2 separate regions of the Mus musculus genome follow, and region 2 is linked to region 1. A link is a loop called in an ENCODE intact Hi-C map of the cell type or tissue named here. Cell type or tissue: gastrocnemius. All regions are shown on one strand.

The links. A loop is a pair of places that touch in the nucleus more often than their neighbours do. Peaks named below come from ENCODE experiments on the same cell type or tissue, not always from the same donor. Only the 100,000 strongest peaks of a DNase experiment are listed, where the experiment ranks them.
Region 2: it touches region 1 in a loop (14-fold over the local background); 33 of 42 quality-filtered maps call a loop at or near these places.

Annotation. Positions count from the first base shown.
Region 1 is chr2:146,466,113-146,474,112 of GRCm38, forward strand. All of the region lies in intron 3 of Ralgapa2 (Ral GTPase activating protein, alpha subunit 2 (catalytic)), which reads right to left. Among named protein-coding and RNA genes, the nearest start is that of Ralgapa2, 42 kb to the right of the region's middle. In gastrocnemius, a CTCF peak has its summit at 3,820; a DNase peak (open chromatin) is centred at 5,019.
Region 2 is chr2:146,609,210-146,617,209 of GRCm38, forward strand. No RefSeq gene overlaps it. Among named protein-coding and RNA genes, the nearest start is that of Gm52577, 38 kb to the left of the region's middle. In gastrocnemius, CTCF peaks have their summits at 3,163 (motif pointing right) and 3,909 (motif pointing left); DNase peaks (open chromatin) are centred at 3,146 and 3,899; H3K4me3 peaks cover 401 bases; H3K27ac peaks cover 232 bases.

The sequences.
Region 1 (8,000 bases):
TGGTGGATTTTTACCAGTTACTAAAAATAACTCAACTCTGATATAAACAGAGTATTTTCACTAGCGGTCAATACTTGTTTAGAACCTTTAAATTCAAGTAAGACAGAGCTAAAACAAACAAACAGATAATCTTAACAATAAAATGAATACATTTTAGCTCAAAAAAATGCTTTATTACTTATACCAGAAATCCTTTCTACTACACAATACTACTTAATCTCTCAGCATGCTGTTATGGAATAAGTAAAACACAGTTCTGTATTGTCAGATTCCTATTGGTCACTGTAAATACTAAATTCACATTTCACCTCCTGGAACGCAACCACTTCAAAACAACCTTCCAGCATTCTTCTCAGGTGGACAGGCATAAGGCCCACTCTGCCATTACAGCTGGATTCCCTGGGAGAAAGGACTTACACTTTAGTGATACATCAAGTATCCTCAACATCAGGACCAGTGCCTAGCACACAATATTTTCTAATAAGCAGTGGCACAAGCAAACAGATCGATAAAAAGTCATGAAAAGAAATCAAAGGAATTCTAGTTTTAGTACACACACACACACACACACACACACACACACACACACACACACATGAGTTTGAGGCCAGCCTGGTCTATAGAGCTCCAGGACAGCCAAGGCTACACAGAGAAATCCTGTCAAAAAAAAAAAAAAGGTAAGGGGAAGGAAAAGAAAGAAGAAAGAAATCAAGAAATCAACCAACCAACCAACCATGGCAGGGAAGCACTAGGTGGCAGTTAATAAAACTGAAAATGTAACTGTGTCTCCAAACATTTTACATCTCAATACATGCTTAGGTCATTGCTTAAAAGATAATGATTTCTTAGCCCAGGAGAAAACAGACTTAAAATCTCTAAGAACTTAGACTTAATTTACAATACAAAAAAGGCTGGGCGTGGTGGCTCAGGCCTTTAATCCCAGCACTTGGGAGGCAGAGGCAATCGGATTTCTGAGTTTGAAGCCAGCCTGGTCTACAGAGTGAGTTCCAGGACAGCCAGGGCTATACAGAGAAATCCTGTCTCGAAAAACAAACAAACAAACAAACAAGCAAACAACACAAAAAGGACATTTAAAATAAATATGGAACATACTGTTTTTAAAGAGAGACATATCAGACATTCTACATTTTTTTTAATCAACCAAGATACTGAAAACCTGATTATCAATTGTCATGGTTTGAATATGCTTGGCCCAGGGAGTAGCACTATTTGGAGATGTGGCCCTGTTGGAATAGGTGTGTCACTGTGAGTGTGGGCTTTAAGACCGTCATCCTAGTTGCCTGGAAGTCAGTCTTTTGCTAGCAGCCTTCAGATAAAGATGTAGACCTCTCAGCTCCTCCTGCCTGGATGCTGCCATGTTCCTACCTTAGTGATAATGGACTGAACCTCTAGCCCTGTAAGTCAGCCCCAATTAAATGTTGTCCTTGTAAGAGTTGCCTTGGTCACAGTGTCTGTTCACAGCAGTAAACCCTAACTAGGACATCAATGAAGACCTAAAAAGACAAAGGTATCCTAATGACAAAGGTTTTTGTTTACTTAAGTTAACCCAAAGCAGCAAAAAGGGCGGGGGGTGGGGGGTGACTTTATTCCATGCAAGTACCATGCAGCTGCAATGATGGTTCCACAAAAGAGACAATCCCAAAGAAAAATTGAAATGTGTCCTCAAAAACAAAGTAAATAAAAAGGAAAATTGAGTTTTAGTGTTTCTGATTTATGTTCTTAAAGACTCAAGTGTTATATTGAAGAGATGATGAAAACTTGGGGAAACTAATGAAGTAGATATGTAATTAGATAACCTTCTGAAATCATAAAATATTAACTAATGAGGATGGAAAGCATGGTTAGCACTAAACTAGACTATTACAGATTACCCCATGAGCCAGTACAGTACACATCACGAACTCCCCAGAACCACATAAAAGAACACACACAAGAAATGCCTGGACAAAACACACTTAAAGTTGTAAATTCAATATAAATCTAAAAAGCACTAGGCAAAAACCAAATAGAAAATGTAGTATATTCCTTAAACAACAGCAACAAGGCTGACCTTGGCCTTTTCATCAGCTGCGGTGAAGTGATCATGAGTCACAGAGTGGACGTCAGGACAGTGAGAAAGTGAGGACAACAGGGACCCAAAGCACACCATGGGCCTATACAGCAATGCAGTTCCTGGTGTTTCTGAAGCAAATTACATCTACCTCAGACATACACATTAAAGGGTGGGTGGTAATGATCTGAAAATTATATAGTCACCTACGTATGCTTTTATATATCTGAAGTTTAAGGAAAGGTGTTTCTGAGCTAGAATTATATCAGCCACATATCTTCCCTTCTTCAACAAAGTACATAATTCACCTTCTAGCAACAAGGATTAATCAAAGTAGTTCCCTAATAAGAATAGAGCATAAAGATCCTGTAGCAGTGAGCTGTATTTACATAACTGGCATTTAATATGTTAATAAAAATAGATTCTCCAAATCATTTAATATAAGAGAAATAGCAACTGAAAATATTATAATAAAATAATGTAGATATAAATTGTTCAAAATGCTGAGAAATAAGAAATGCAAGAGACATGTACTCACAAGAAAATAATAAATTCAATAAATGCACCATTCAGATGGTATAGGTTTAAGTTACCTTTTAATAAACTAATTAATTAATATTCTTGTTAAGTACCCATTCTGTGCCAGGTACCATGAGAAAGACTAGAGATAGACAAAAGAAGCACTATCTCTGCCTTGACAGCATAATCTAAGGGGAAAAGGCAGAAATATCTCTGAACAAAATCCTTAAGAAAACAAAGGGTGAGCCTACAAGAGAAGGGCATTTCAGGAAGATTAAACAGTGTCCACCCCACCCCCAGAAAGCTTTTCTGCTGCTCTGAGGACTTCCAAAGGTTGCCAATAGGGACAAGAATAAGACAGGAATGAGGAGGCAGAGACCAGATGAAGAGGGCCCTTGAGAGAGTGCTGGGAGTGCAACAGCCCAGATGGCAATGGGAACCAGCACTGCATTGCAGGAGAGCACTGGAGAGGCTGAGGGAGAGAGCAGAGGACTGATGCCTATAGACTAGTTGGTTAGATACTCCTCTGCCGGATGGAGCATGAGATGTGCAGAACCACAGACAAAACAGGAAAGCATTCCCATTACGCACTAACACATAAACTTTCAAACATTTGAAGCCTTGGAAGCAGAAACATGATACATTTTATAAGTTTATCTTTTCACTTGCACATCATATTCAGGTCTAACCCTCTCTAAGAAAACACCTCACTAGGATGTCTCATAGACTCTCAACTTTGTAGCATAAAATTCTGCCATAAGAGGTGAGCTTTGCCCTGAAGAAAGGTCAGCTCTAAGAAGTCGTCTTTGTACACATGAAACTCACATAAAAGGTGTCAGTCACGCCCTTTAGTTAGTCTCCAATTCACGCAAGCTTCTGGTTTTTGGCTAAAATCTATATGTCTTTCATCCTCTTCTATTTTGTACTAGCATATCTAATTGGCTCTCCTTTCCATATCGTTCTTTTATTTAAAAAAAAATTCACTTTGAGAGAATCTGCATAGGGAAGGAGACAGAAACAGCAGAGCATGCATGCAATGCTTGGTTGCTGCCACCTCAGAAACTTAAGATTGAAATGACACTAGATGTACTACAGACCTGTAGGCTATTGTGGGACTGGCCACACTGTCATCAGTAAATGTCCCTGCTCTAAGGATTAGCTGCAGGGAAGGAAGGCTTCAAGCTAGCTCTTTCCTTCCTACCCAGTGTCACTTGCACAAACACTAGATGTCGCTCTCTAACAGCTACTGTGTTATAAACCACACAAAACAAGCCAGCGAAAACACACAAAACAGCAAGCACCTGTACAGCTCTCTTCTAAGCGAATATTTTTTAAAAAGAAACCAATTCATACAAACTAGGTCTCTACATTATTGTGAGAACATTGTAAAAGGAGAAGACGTGCTCTGTTCGACCATAACACCACCTGCTAACTTGTTATTGTGAATGGCCTGCCATTAAGTCTTGATGTGCGCTCTCTTCTATTATCTCGAAAGGATTCGTGTGTACATTTCCTATCTCTCGTCTACGTGATCTTCTTTGAGGGTGTCAGTTACCACAGGTCAGTTGCTACCACGATGGGGTGGGTAAGGCACCTTGCTAAGGCAGATAATCAATCACAAGAATGTAATTTCAGACTTCCACAAACGTCTTGTCTCCAGGTTCCCTTCCTCCAAGGTGAACTGAGTAATTCAGTACACTCTGTTGGGCCAATCCCAAGTTTCTCACCTCGAGATCCCAAATCATAAGAGAGGCTGCAGTCCTGCAGTGTGGCAGTTAACTTATCCACTGAAAACAAATACCTTCACCTCAGACCTTGGTCCTCTAATTCAAACTATTAATATAGCACAATAGAATAAGCAAATTATGTCCAAAATAAGCTAAACATTTATATCTTTTCTATCTTCCAGTTTGTTCAGTTCACAAACAAAAACAGACATCAGAATAACTATGATAAGAGAGAGAGAGAGAGACCTGAATCCTATGTTTTAACATGCCCCTTAGTATTTACTGGATTTAGTATCCAGTAAATGCATGCACCAAGAAGAGATAGTAATAAAATCAACAATCAAGCTAGGGGTGGCACTCAAATCCAAAGCAGTGTCAGAGGAATGAAAGCCAGACTTTGGTTTCACCCTACTTGCAGAGCTCCTAACACAGTGCTGGGACAAGCCATGTGACCGATTTCAGGAAAGAAGTTGAAAGTCTCTTTTCCTTACTTGGAGAAATCATGAGAAGCTAAACTCATTCTCTCTACAAAGCTCACCTGAGCATTGAGGAAGAAACCCACCATGGAAATCTGCTAAAGTGACATGTAAAACCTACTGCAGCCCTAGGCTCACCAGCGGTCATACAATAACTCCTGAACACAGCTGTGGGCAAGGCTTTGCAAATGAACGCCCTGGCTCTGATCCAGCATCCCCACAATCTTTGGGGAGGGAAGATAACGTACTTATGCCACCCTGCGTACTGAGGGAAATGCAGACACCCGTGCCTGTGGTTATTCATGCCCTTCATCTGTGTGCCCTTCATCTGTGTGCCTTTCAAAAGGCCCAGGCATCACCTGTACCCACTGTGCAGCTCACCTGCTGCAATTTACCTCTCACTTCAGTGCTTCCCAGACCACCAAAGAAGGGACAGAGAAGAGACATAATGACCTATCCTGGAACGAGGAATTCATGTCCTTTAGCTTGGAGGCGGGGGTAAAGGATGAGTCTATAAGGTGTGGTGGAGAGACACGGGACCAAGTAATTTGATTTACTGCTATATTAATGGCATTTTCATCCCAAAGCATGAATACAAAAGAATGAAATTTGCATGACTTTTCAATTTTATATTTCCAAAAAGCTGCTTTGAAGCCATGTTTCCTTGCTCCATGGAAGTCAAGCAATGCTGAGGCCACAGCCATAGCACCTTGGGACTATTAAGAAGCCTAGGAAATCTACTACAGTAAAACCCTAATTCTTGGAAGTCTCCAATCCCATAAGGACAGACCTACAGTAAAGTGAAAATCTAACCCTGTGTTTAACAAAGAGGAATGACCTTTCAGGTGTAGTAGCCTGGAAACTCCATAGCTTCTCCACTATACATGGTATATATACATACATACATAAAATAAGTAATTTTAAAAGGCTAACCAGAGTTCAAACATTTAAAAAAAATTGTAGACACTTCAAACAAAGCTGCAGTTACAGTTTTGAGGGTTAACAGACCTGTAAGTGACTTCTAGGCTCACTAGTCCTACCCCCTGATTTCTAGGCCTGGAAGCCAAAGCAAAGAAGGTAGGTACCTCTATCAAAATCATCAGCTTAATGCTGTCAAAGCCGATCTAGACCCAGACATATCTGAGCCTTGTCTCTTCCATCTAGCTTGTTCTAGGTGGGGGAAAATGCTATTAACACAAAAGTACCAAATAACTACAATGAACAGAGGTTGAGAATTTAAGAGACTTTAATTCAACAATAAATATTAGCAAGTACAAAGTAATGACTGCTAGGCTGAGGAATTTTATGGCCTCATTAAGAGGCTAAGGCATAGCCACATTAAGGAATAACACACACACTATGGTTTATTACACAAGTTCACTAGAAGAATAAGCATTCCCCATCCCTCATCCCAGCAACACTTACCAGAATTTATTCAGTGAGTTTGAGCAGTAAAAGAGTGGTGGTAAGAAAAGGGTTAAAGCCCCTGCAAAGAAAGGCACATGGCTTAACAGGCAGAGAAGAAACACACCTGGCAAAGTGGCCTGGAACTGAGGGAGTTGCTCTCCAGAGGAGGACTCCCCTGGGGAGAGGGAAGGACAGACCAGCTGAGCCTCATTTTACAGACTAGAAAGAGCATTTGGGTGTCTAGAAGGATAATGGCAAGATTTAAATAGTATAATCTGGGAAATAATTTTGATAAAATTTAGAATAAGGATTCTGAAAATCAAGTGTGTTTAGCCATAATTTCAGACTCTGTGATGTCTGTGAGTTTGGCAGGGAGAGTGTATACAAGTTCAATGACAGCACACACAGGCTCTGTAAATGAAACCTCTTCTCTGTGTGTTTTAATCAGGTATAGGTGAGTGAAGAAATTTCTTGCTATCAAATTTTAAGTTTTCTTATTTCTTGACAATAGGCTTCTTCTAAACCATACAACTTCTCTGCTGGAAAGGGATGGCATTCAAGGTAGCAGACTGCTCTTCTATTAGGGTAGTTTCTTATTTTCTATATTCTTGGTGGTCTGACATCTATGGCCTTTCTAAAGGGAAGAACTGGCCCTCCTTGGGTTAGCTAATTCTTCTAGAAAGGGCCTAAGACCAACTAATTCCAAATTCTTTCTTGTGCTCTCCAAATCTTGAGCCTCCTGAATCACTCGGATATGAACAACCAGCCTAGAGTCAGCTCAAATGGTTCAACTCTATAACCCTAAATTCAGCTTAGTATACTTGTCTTGACCATTTTTTTAAACATAATAAAGACTCCTGCCCTCAATTTTCTCTGTACCTGCTGATTTCACCTCTGGGTGACCTCTAAGACCCTCTGTGACATGTCTCCAGCTTTAAGGCAAGAACAAGTATAATTAAAACCTCTCCTTCATTGCAGTCATTTTCCTATCAGGGTGCCTGATCACACCTAATTAACAAATCTTAGGTATCACTAAAATAACCTCCTGGGGGCTGCATCTAGGTGGTTCTCAAGAGAAGACAATATGAGCTTGAGGCCCAGTCTTCAGGTTCCTCAGCCAGTTAAACATCCCCTCATTCCACTGTACAAGTAACTACCACAGAGTTAAGAACACAAGTGTAAATTCTATGAGTTACTACCTGATAAATGTGCAATTTGTGAAAGGTCGCCTAACTCCACAGACCTCCCCACCTGTCTTCTATAAAAGCTGAGAAATGAAGGTGGAGAGATGGCTCAGCAACTAAGAATGCATACTGTTCTTGAAGACCTGAGTTCAGTTCTTAGTACCCACATCTAGTAAAAGTTCCAGAAGATCTGATGGGCTCTTCTGGCCTTCACAGGTACTACAGTCACATGCATGAACCCACACAGACTCATATACACATATGCACACACATATGCATACATAATTAAAAATAAAATCTTTAAAAACTGAGACATACAGAGAATGTAGCTCAGACGTCAAAGCCGTACATATGACCACCACCAACATAACCACCAACGCAAAAAAAACAAACCTAGAAAGACGTCATCTATTTCAGAAGGGTTAAACAGGACGGCCCTTGTGAAATAGATTCTGGTCAATGTCAGATAGCATTTAATTCATGTTCTGAGATCCTACATCTAGAAATATCTGGCAATGATACATAAATGTTTTTAAAAGAATAAAAATCTAGGCATAACCACAATAACAATGAAACAAATTGTAAAGAAGAAGAATGAGAAGCATCCCCATGAAGC
Region 2 (8,000 bases), 140 kb after region 1:
ATAAAGGTGACTATGGTGGTCAGCTTGGGTCACTGTGATGGTCAGCTAGAGTGTGATCATTATGTGGGATATTAAAGTGGTCAGTTGTAGTGTTCACTGTGGTGATCAGCAATTGTGGTCTCTATGGTGGTAACTGTGATGGTCACTGAGATGACCAGTGTGAGTCACTGTGATGGTCACTTGTAGTTTTCACCATAATGGTCAACTATAGAGGTGGCTATGATGATCAGTGAGATGGTCAGTTTTGTTATCATTGTGATGGTCAGTCAAAGTGGTCACGTAGGTGGTCATTTGTAATGTAGTATCCACCGTGATGATCACCCAAGTGGTCACTGTCACATACACTCTGATGGACAATCCTAGTGGACACTGTTGCAGTCTCCTTGGTGGTCAGTTGTAGTGTCTACTATGATGGTCAGTCATACTTATCACCTTTTTGGTCACTTTTGTGGCCAGCTGCAGTGTCCATTTAGATGGTCTGCTATGGCAGTCACTTTTGTGGTCACTCTGGTAGTCAGTGATAGTGTCAACTATGATGGCCAGTCATAGTGGTCACTGTCATGGTCACTCTGGTGGTCAGTTGTAGTTTCCACTGTGATGGTCAACTTTAGTAGCCATTTTGGTGGTCAGTTATAATGCCCACCATGAAGGTCAGACATAGTGGTCACTTTTGTGGTCACTTCTAGCATCCACTGTGATGGTCAGCTATTCTGGTCACTGCCATGGTCATTTTGGTAGTCAGCAAAGTTGAAAGGAGTTGGAGATATGAAGAACATTTTGCCATCAGATGTGGAGATTCAGAGGTTGGAGTTTGCCCAACTGGTTTTTAGTCTTGCTTTGGTCCAGTATTTCCTCCCTTCCTTGCAGTTTGGAATAATGATGTATATCCTGTGCCATTGTATGTTGGAAGTATGTGATCTCTTTTTCTTTTTTGATTTTGATATTATAGGGGATTGCAGTTAAGAGATTGCATGAATCTCAGAAGAGACTTTGAACTTTTAAACATTGTTGAGACTGCGACAGACTTTGGGGACTTTTGAAGTTTGACTAAATGCATTTTGCATTATGTTGTGGCTATAAGCCTATGGGAGCCAGGAAGTGGAATGTGATAGTTTGTATACGTATGACCCCCATAGACTTATGTGTTTGAATGCTTAGTCATAGGGAGTGGCACTATTAGAAGCTGTGGCCTTGTTGGAGGAAGTGTGTCACTGTTTGGAGGAAGTGTGTCACTGTGGGGTGGGCTTTGAAGTCTCCTATGCCTCCTGGCTGCCTGTAGAAGACAGTCCCCTTCTACTGCCTGTGGATCAAGATTAGAATTCTCTCTTCCTGCACTCTACTACACTTCGTGTCACAATGACAATGGACCGAACCTCTGAAACTGTAAGCCAGCCCCAATGAAATGTTTGCCTTTATAAGAGTCACCTTAGTCAGGTTGTCCCTTCACAGCAATGAAACCCTAACTAAGACAATCATTATGGTGGTCCTCAATGTGGTCAGCTGTAATGGCCATCAGGGAGGTCAGTTGAGGTGTTCACTGTGATGGTTAATCATAGTGGTCCCTGTGTGGTGGCCATCTATGTGGTCAGCAGTAGTGATTACTATGGTGGTTGACCGTAGCGTCTACTGTGATGATCAGATCTTGTGGTCACTGTAGTATTCATCAGTGTGGCCAGATATAGTGGATATTGTGGTGCTCAATTGTAGTGTCCTCTGTGATAGTCAGTTACCATTGTCACCATGGTGGGAAGCACAGCGGCATGCAGGTAGACATGGTGCTAGAGAGGCAGCTGAGAGTTTTATGTCTGGATCAGCAGTCAGCAGAACAAGAGAATGGCACTGGGCCTGCCTTGAGCATCTGACACCTCAAACCCCACCCCCAGTGACATACTTCTTCCAACAAGACCACACCCACTCCAAGACCACACCTCCTCAAACTGCCACTCCCCATGAGCCTACAGGGACATTTTTATTCAAACTGCCACACTTTCCATGTGCCTGAAGCCCCATGCATTTGAGAACAGCCCCCTGTGACTATGTTTTGTGACCGCACTGAATGGGGCTGAGTACATTTGCTGCCAATTCTCATCCTGCACTATTTCTCGTCACGGTGACAAAAGGCCCAACCACAACAACTTAGTAGAGGGAAGATTTCTTTTGGTTCATGTTTTAGAGATTTCAGTTCATGACGGTAGGATAGGTGTGGGTAGCATGAGTAGCATGAACTAGAGCTTCTTCTCATCACTGTGGACCTGGAAGCAAAGATGGAGGCCACCACCAGGGAAGGTCATAATCTTCACAGACCTAGAAGTGACCTCAGTCTGCCAGCACCTCCTAAAGATTTGGTGACCTTCAGATGAGTGTCGCAAGCACGCAAATATGGGCCTGTGGGGGGAGATGCTTTGGATTTTAAAATAACATCCATAGAACAAGTTCTGCCTTTCTATCCTTTGTCAGTTGGTACTACTAGGTCGTCCCTTAGTCTGAGGGGAAGGAGGGATGCTGGTGCAATGGTCATGGGTGACCAGAGACTGGGTACCATATCACAATCACCAAATTGTCCTTCTTATGTAGTTTCTTCTATAGGACAATGTGACTTGGCCCTTCTTCTGGAAGTTAGCAGGAAAGTAGGGATGGCACCAGGGTGGGGGGAGGTACATTCAGAATCACCCCTACATGGGCAAGGGACATGTATCAGTCAGGGCTACTGTTGCTGTGACAAAGCATCTCAACCAAGAAGAACGTGGGGAGGAAAGGGTTTATCAGGGCAGGAACCTCCAAGCAGGAGCTGATGCAGAGGCCATGGAGAAGTGCTGCTTACTGGCGTGCTCACTCTGCTTCCTACTAGCACCCAGGATCACCATCCTACGAGTGGCACTGCCTGCAGTGATCTGACCCCTCCCACATCGATCATCAGTCAACAAACATGCTCACAGACCAACCTAGTGGTGGTATTTTCTAAGTTGAGAGTCCTTCTCCCAAAATGACTCTAGCTTTTGTCAAGTTGACACAATCTACTAGCAAGGACAGAGACAGAACCCCCATCCTGTCCATTTATTAGATGAGCTACACCCCGGAGTGGCTACACCCTTGGGCAGGGGAGGTCCCTTGGGTGGGTCAGCTTGCTGAAAGCTGGCTGTCAGCTGCGAATAGTACCTCCCATAGCCACCAGGTGGCAGCATTCCCTTCAACAACCAAGACTGCAAGATTCCACAGGCCTCCAGAGAGAAACAAATCAGAATAAATCCATCAATTTAATTAGAAACAATTATTTAAAAAAAAAACTTCCTTTTTGCATATTTTCATTAAATCCGTTGGTCATTTGGACATATTTGAGGGGTTAATTAAAGGAATAAAATGTTGACTGAACAATTCTTAGTGATACTGTCTGGACGCATTCAAACAACATGCTTTATTCAGGCGACTCGAGTGACCTTGTAGTGTTTGGAAAACGTCTTATGTAACTATTTCTCCCAGTGAGTTCTCAATTTCCTCTCAAGGGGGTTTGGGGAGAGCAAGGAAAACAAACTGCATTGTAAAAAATGGAGGTTCACTCTGAGATATGCAGAGAAACCTGTGACCAGTGAAAGAAGATTTCCACAATGGGTCCCTAAAAAAATGCTGAGCTCCAAAGTAGTTCTTCAGTGTGACCATCATGACAACTTGTACTTTGGATTGGGATAGTGTTCCAGGGCCTGTTTCCTGCACCATCAGTGGTGGAGAAGGGCTGGGCTTTGCGCTCTGGGGTGGAAAATCACGAGCGGGGGCTGGGGGGTGGGGGGGCGGACAAAAGCAGCAGCAGCAGCAGCAGCAGCAGCCGCTGCTTCTTTGGGATCACCTAGCTGCTGTTTTATTGACTAATGCTTTCGGGCGCACATTTCGACCAGCTCCTCGCGCGCGCCCTCTGCTGGAGAAGATCTAGAATTGCTTAGGAAAGCTAGGAAATTCATTTGGGGGTCTCAGGGAACTCGGGATACTCTTAAAACTTGTAACTCTCTTAGAAAAAGCAGCTTCAGGCTGTCAGTCAGAGGAAGGAGGAGTCTGCCTTTAGTCTGGTCTCCCGAGTGGCATCGTCCTAGCCTGACACAAGAGGAGACAAATGGGCCCCATAGCAGGTGGAAAACCAGCCATTGAGAACTGAAGTACAGAGCCTGGTGCCTCCTGTATCTTCTATTCCTCAGTTCCCACACTGCTTTGGAGTTGATAAAGTGAAAGTCTTTGACTTTCTATCCAACCAACGTGTGGTAGCCACTAGGTAAATGTATCATCAATGGGCTTCAACCCAGCCCAAGCCACTCAATCTTGAACCAAAGGGGGCTAAGGATATTATATAAAACCAAGATTTCATTCAGTGTTTTGCAGATGGATTCCTAAGCTGCAAATATATGCTGTACCATAGACTCCTCACCCAGTGTTGTATACACAGGTCCTTTTCCCAGAGCAAACTTCTCCCTATGATAAACTTGGACTCTCTTACAGAGTTCAGTCCCCTTCCTTTGTTCCCTGTGAAACTGCAGGGCTCATTGTTTGATAATTCTGTGAATGGTCAAAGAAGGAATACAGAAATACAGTCCTGTGTGTTTGTGTGTGTGTATGTGTGTGTGTGCTTATTATAGTTTTTCTTTTGAGACAGTCTTGTTCTGTAGCTCAGGCTAGCCTGCAACTTGAGATCCTGCTGGCTCAGTCTCCCAACTTGGATTACAGTTGTGCTCCACAATATGCCTGATATCTTGTATCTTTTAAAAAAATACTTTAAGTCTACTGCAGAAGTGTGAACAGTCGTCAGTGTGTGGTGCCACGCCTCTCTAAACAGCATCTGGCACCAATCAAAAAGAAAATGTGTTCTCGTGCTCAGATTCACTACCCAGCCCTTACAGGGGTCACTCTTCCGCTCCTGACGGGAACATTCATACCTGCCAGAGAAGGAATTGTTGCTGAGTGGCTTTGCTCACTCCTCTTGGGTGCAGATTATTCACAGCATCTGGGGCGGTTCTGGATCTCCATAGCGACTGTAACATAGTGTCTCCACACTAGCACAAACCCTAGCAGGGGTCAGGGAATGATCTGTTGACAGGAGAGACCCTCTGGTGGGTGAGAAGGGAGGTAAGGTGAGAGGGACAGCAGCAATCCTTAGAGGGACTCCTCAGGCCAGAGTTCCTGGGGGTGCTGGCTGGGTTTTGTCAACTTCACACAAGGCAAGTCATCTGAGAAGACAGAACCTCAGAAGAGAAAATGCCTCCATCAGATTAGCCTGACCACAAAACCAAACCAAAAACTGACCACAAAAAGCAAAAATAAGAAATGTCCCCCCTAAGTGACCATAGCAGTAATCAGTATGGCTGATCAGCAACTTGGACACTGCAAGTGACCACAAAAGTGACCACAAAAATGACCACAGTGGCTGGCCGTCACAGTGGATCATACAACTGATCAGGACAGTGATCGTAAAGTGACCACTGTGGCTGATCATATAGAGGACCACAAAAATGATCTCTGTCATTGACCATCAGACTGGACAGTGCAGCTGACCACCTCAAAGACCACCTTGGTGATCACTGGGCTGGCCAAGTGGTGATATATTTTTTTCTGAAAATATCCCTCATCTTAAAAGATACTGAACTTTTGCCAGTTAATAAAAGACGATGTACTTAACCTACTTACCCTGTTTAAGTTTAACCACTTAAGACAGTGATGTCCCTAACCATGCTATGCCTTGAGTTTCCCATGTAATCAACTTTATAAGCTAATGCATAGCTTCAATTTTAACTTATTTGCTCTTCTATGCCTGCGACCCAGAATAGTGTGTGCATATGTGATGTGTATTGTAATCATTTGATGAAAGCCACCAACAGGTTGAAAGCAACCTTGAACCAAATAAATGTTGTAACCAATAAGTGGATAGAGAGGTTGATAACTTTGGTTTGTGATTGAGTGCTATTCTGTGTTTTGAGTGCTATTCTGGGTCAGTAGGGGCCAGTAATGTAACTTTTTCCTTTGTAAAAGTCTGTTAAAGAAATTCTGTAAAAAGCTATTCTTCATATCTTTTCCATACCATGCTTTTATTGCTATTCAATAGATATAGAATAAAACACTTTGTTAGCAACAAACACAGGAAAGAGAGTTCAGATGCACATACAACAGGCTGGCACAACACACAGGCACAATAGACAAGTCACAGACCACAAACTATAGACAGACAGAAGACACAGGGAGAGAAACAGAGAAATAAAATTTTGGTTCACTCTTTGTGTTAGGGTTTCTATTTCTGTGAAGAGACATCATAACTATGGCAACTCTTATAAAAGAAAGAATCTAATTGGGGCTGGCTTACAGCTCAGAGGTTTAGTTCATGGTTACCATGCTAGGTAGCATGGTGGCATTTGGGCACACATAGTACTGGGCAGCTAGTGAGATTTCTACATCCAGATTGGCAGACAGCAAAAAAGAGAATGTCACACTGGGCCTGACTTGAGCACTATGACCTCAAAGTCCACCTCCAATGACATACTTTCTCCAACAATGTCATATTTACTCTAACAAGGCCACACCTATTCTAACAAGGCCATATCTTCTAATTGTACCATTCACTATGAGCCTATGTAGGCCATTTTCTTCCAAACCAGCACACTCCATTGCATAGGCCCCATAAGCTTGTCTACATCATAATGCAGAAATGCACTCAGTCCAACTTCAAAGTCCCCATAGTCTAAACAGTCTCAACCCTGTTTAAAAATCCAAAGTTTCTTCTGAGACCCGTGCAGGTTCTTAACGGCAATTCTTCTGTAAATTCAACTGAAAAGGCAGATCACATACTTGTGGCATATAATGGCACAAAATGTACATTGCTGTTCTAAAAGGGAGTAAAGTGAGGAGATAGTGGACCAAAACAAGGATGAAAATCAGCTGGGCAAACCTCAAACTGTGCATCTCCATGTCTGATGTCAAATGCTCTTCAGGTCTCCAGCTCTTTTTCAGCTTTGTTGATTACAACACACTTCTTTCTCTTGGACTGGTTCCACTCCCCGTTAGCAGCTTTCCTCAGTAGAAATCCGATGACTCTGGCATCTCCAATGTCTTGGGGTCTCCAAGGTAATATAGACTTTGACCTCACAGCTTTATGCAATGGCCTCTCAGGGCCTCCATGCAGGGACACCCCTGCCACACATCTGGCCACAGTGACTTTCCTTAGTCTCAGATTCCATACCCCCTTCCTTGTATCCTGGACTCTAAAGCCAGAACCATGTGGCTAAAGCTACCAAGTTCTTCAACTTACAGAGGCTAGAACATGGCTCCCCTTGTTTAACTATATTTTCACCAGATTTCTGTTTTTGCTAGTTTCTTTTACTGCCTATGCTTGGCTGTACTGGAAGTCTTTCTGTAGACCAGGCCTGTCTCAAACCTAGAGATCCATCTGTTTCTGCCTCTAGAGTGTTGGGAGTTAAGGCAGGTGCCACTGTGACTGGCCCAAAGCTTTTCTAAAATTCCCTTTCACAAGCTGGAAGTTTAGCTGGCTGTTGCATCTCCCTTATTCCTATGCTTTTCTTTAACTTGTTCAAACTTCCTGATGCCCACTTTCTCCTCAAACTGTACATTTTGTATTTTTTCTTGCTCGGCTTGTTCCTTTTCACTATAGATCTGCGTAAAACTGGCCATCAATAGTCATGGGACACAGTCAATACTAGACTGTTTTGAAAAGTCCCCCGCCAAGTCCATTAATCCCAAACTCTTCAGTTTAGCCTCAGGTAGATTTTTCACACAAGGACAAAAAGTAGCCACATTCTTTATCCCAATTATCACAAGAATTGTCTCTAGGCCACATATTAATATTCTTCCCTTCTGAGACTTCTTGAGCTGGGCTCTCACAATTCAAATCACCCTCAGCACTGAAGTTTCATGCTCCTACTAGGATGGTCAGTTAAGCCAAGCTTAAAGTGTTCAACTGTTTTCCTTAAGATTGATTGATTGATTGATATGAGTATGCTGTCTCCAGCACACCAGAA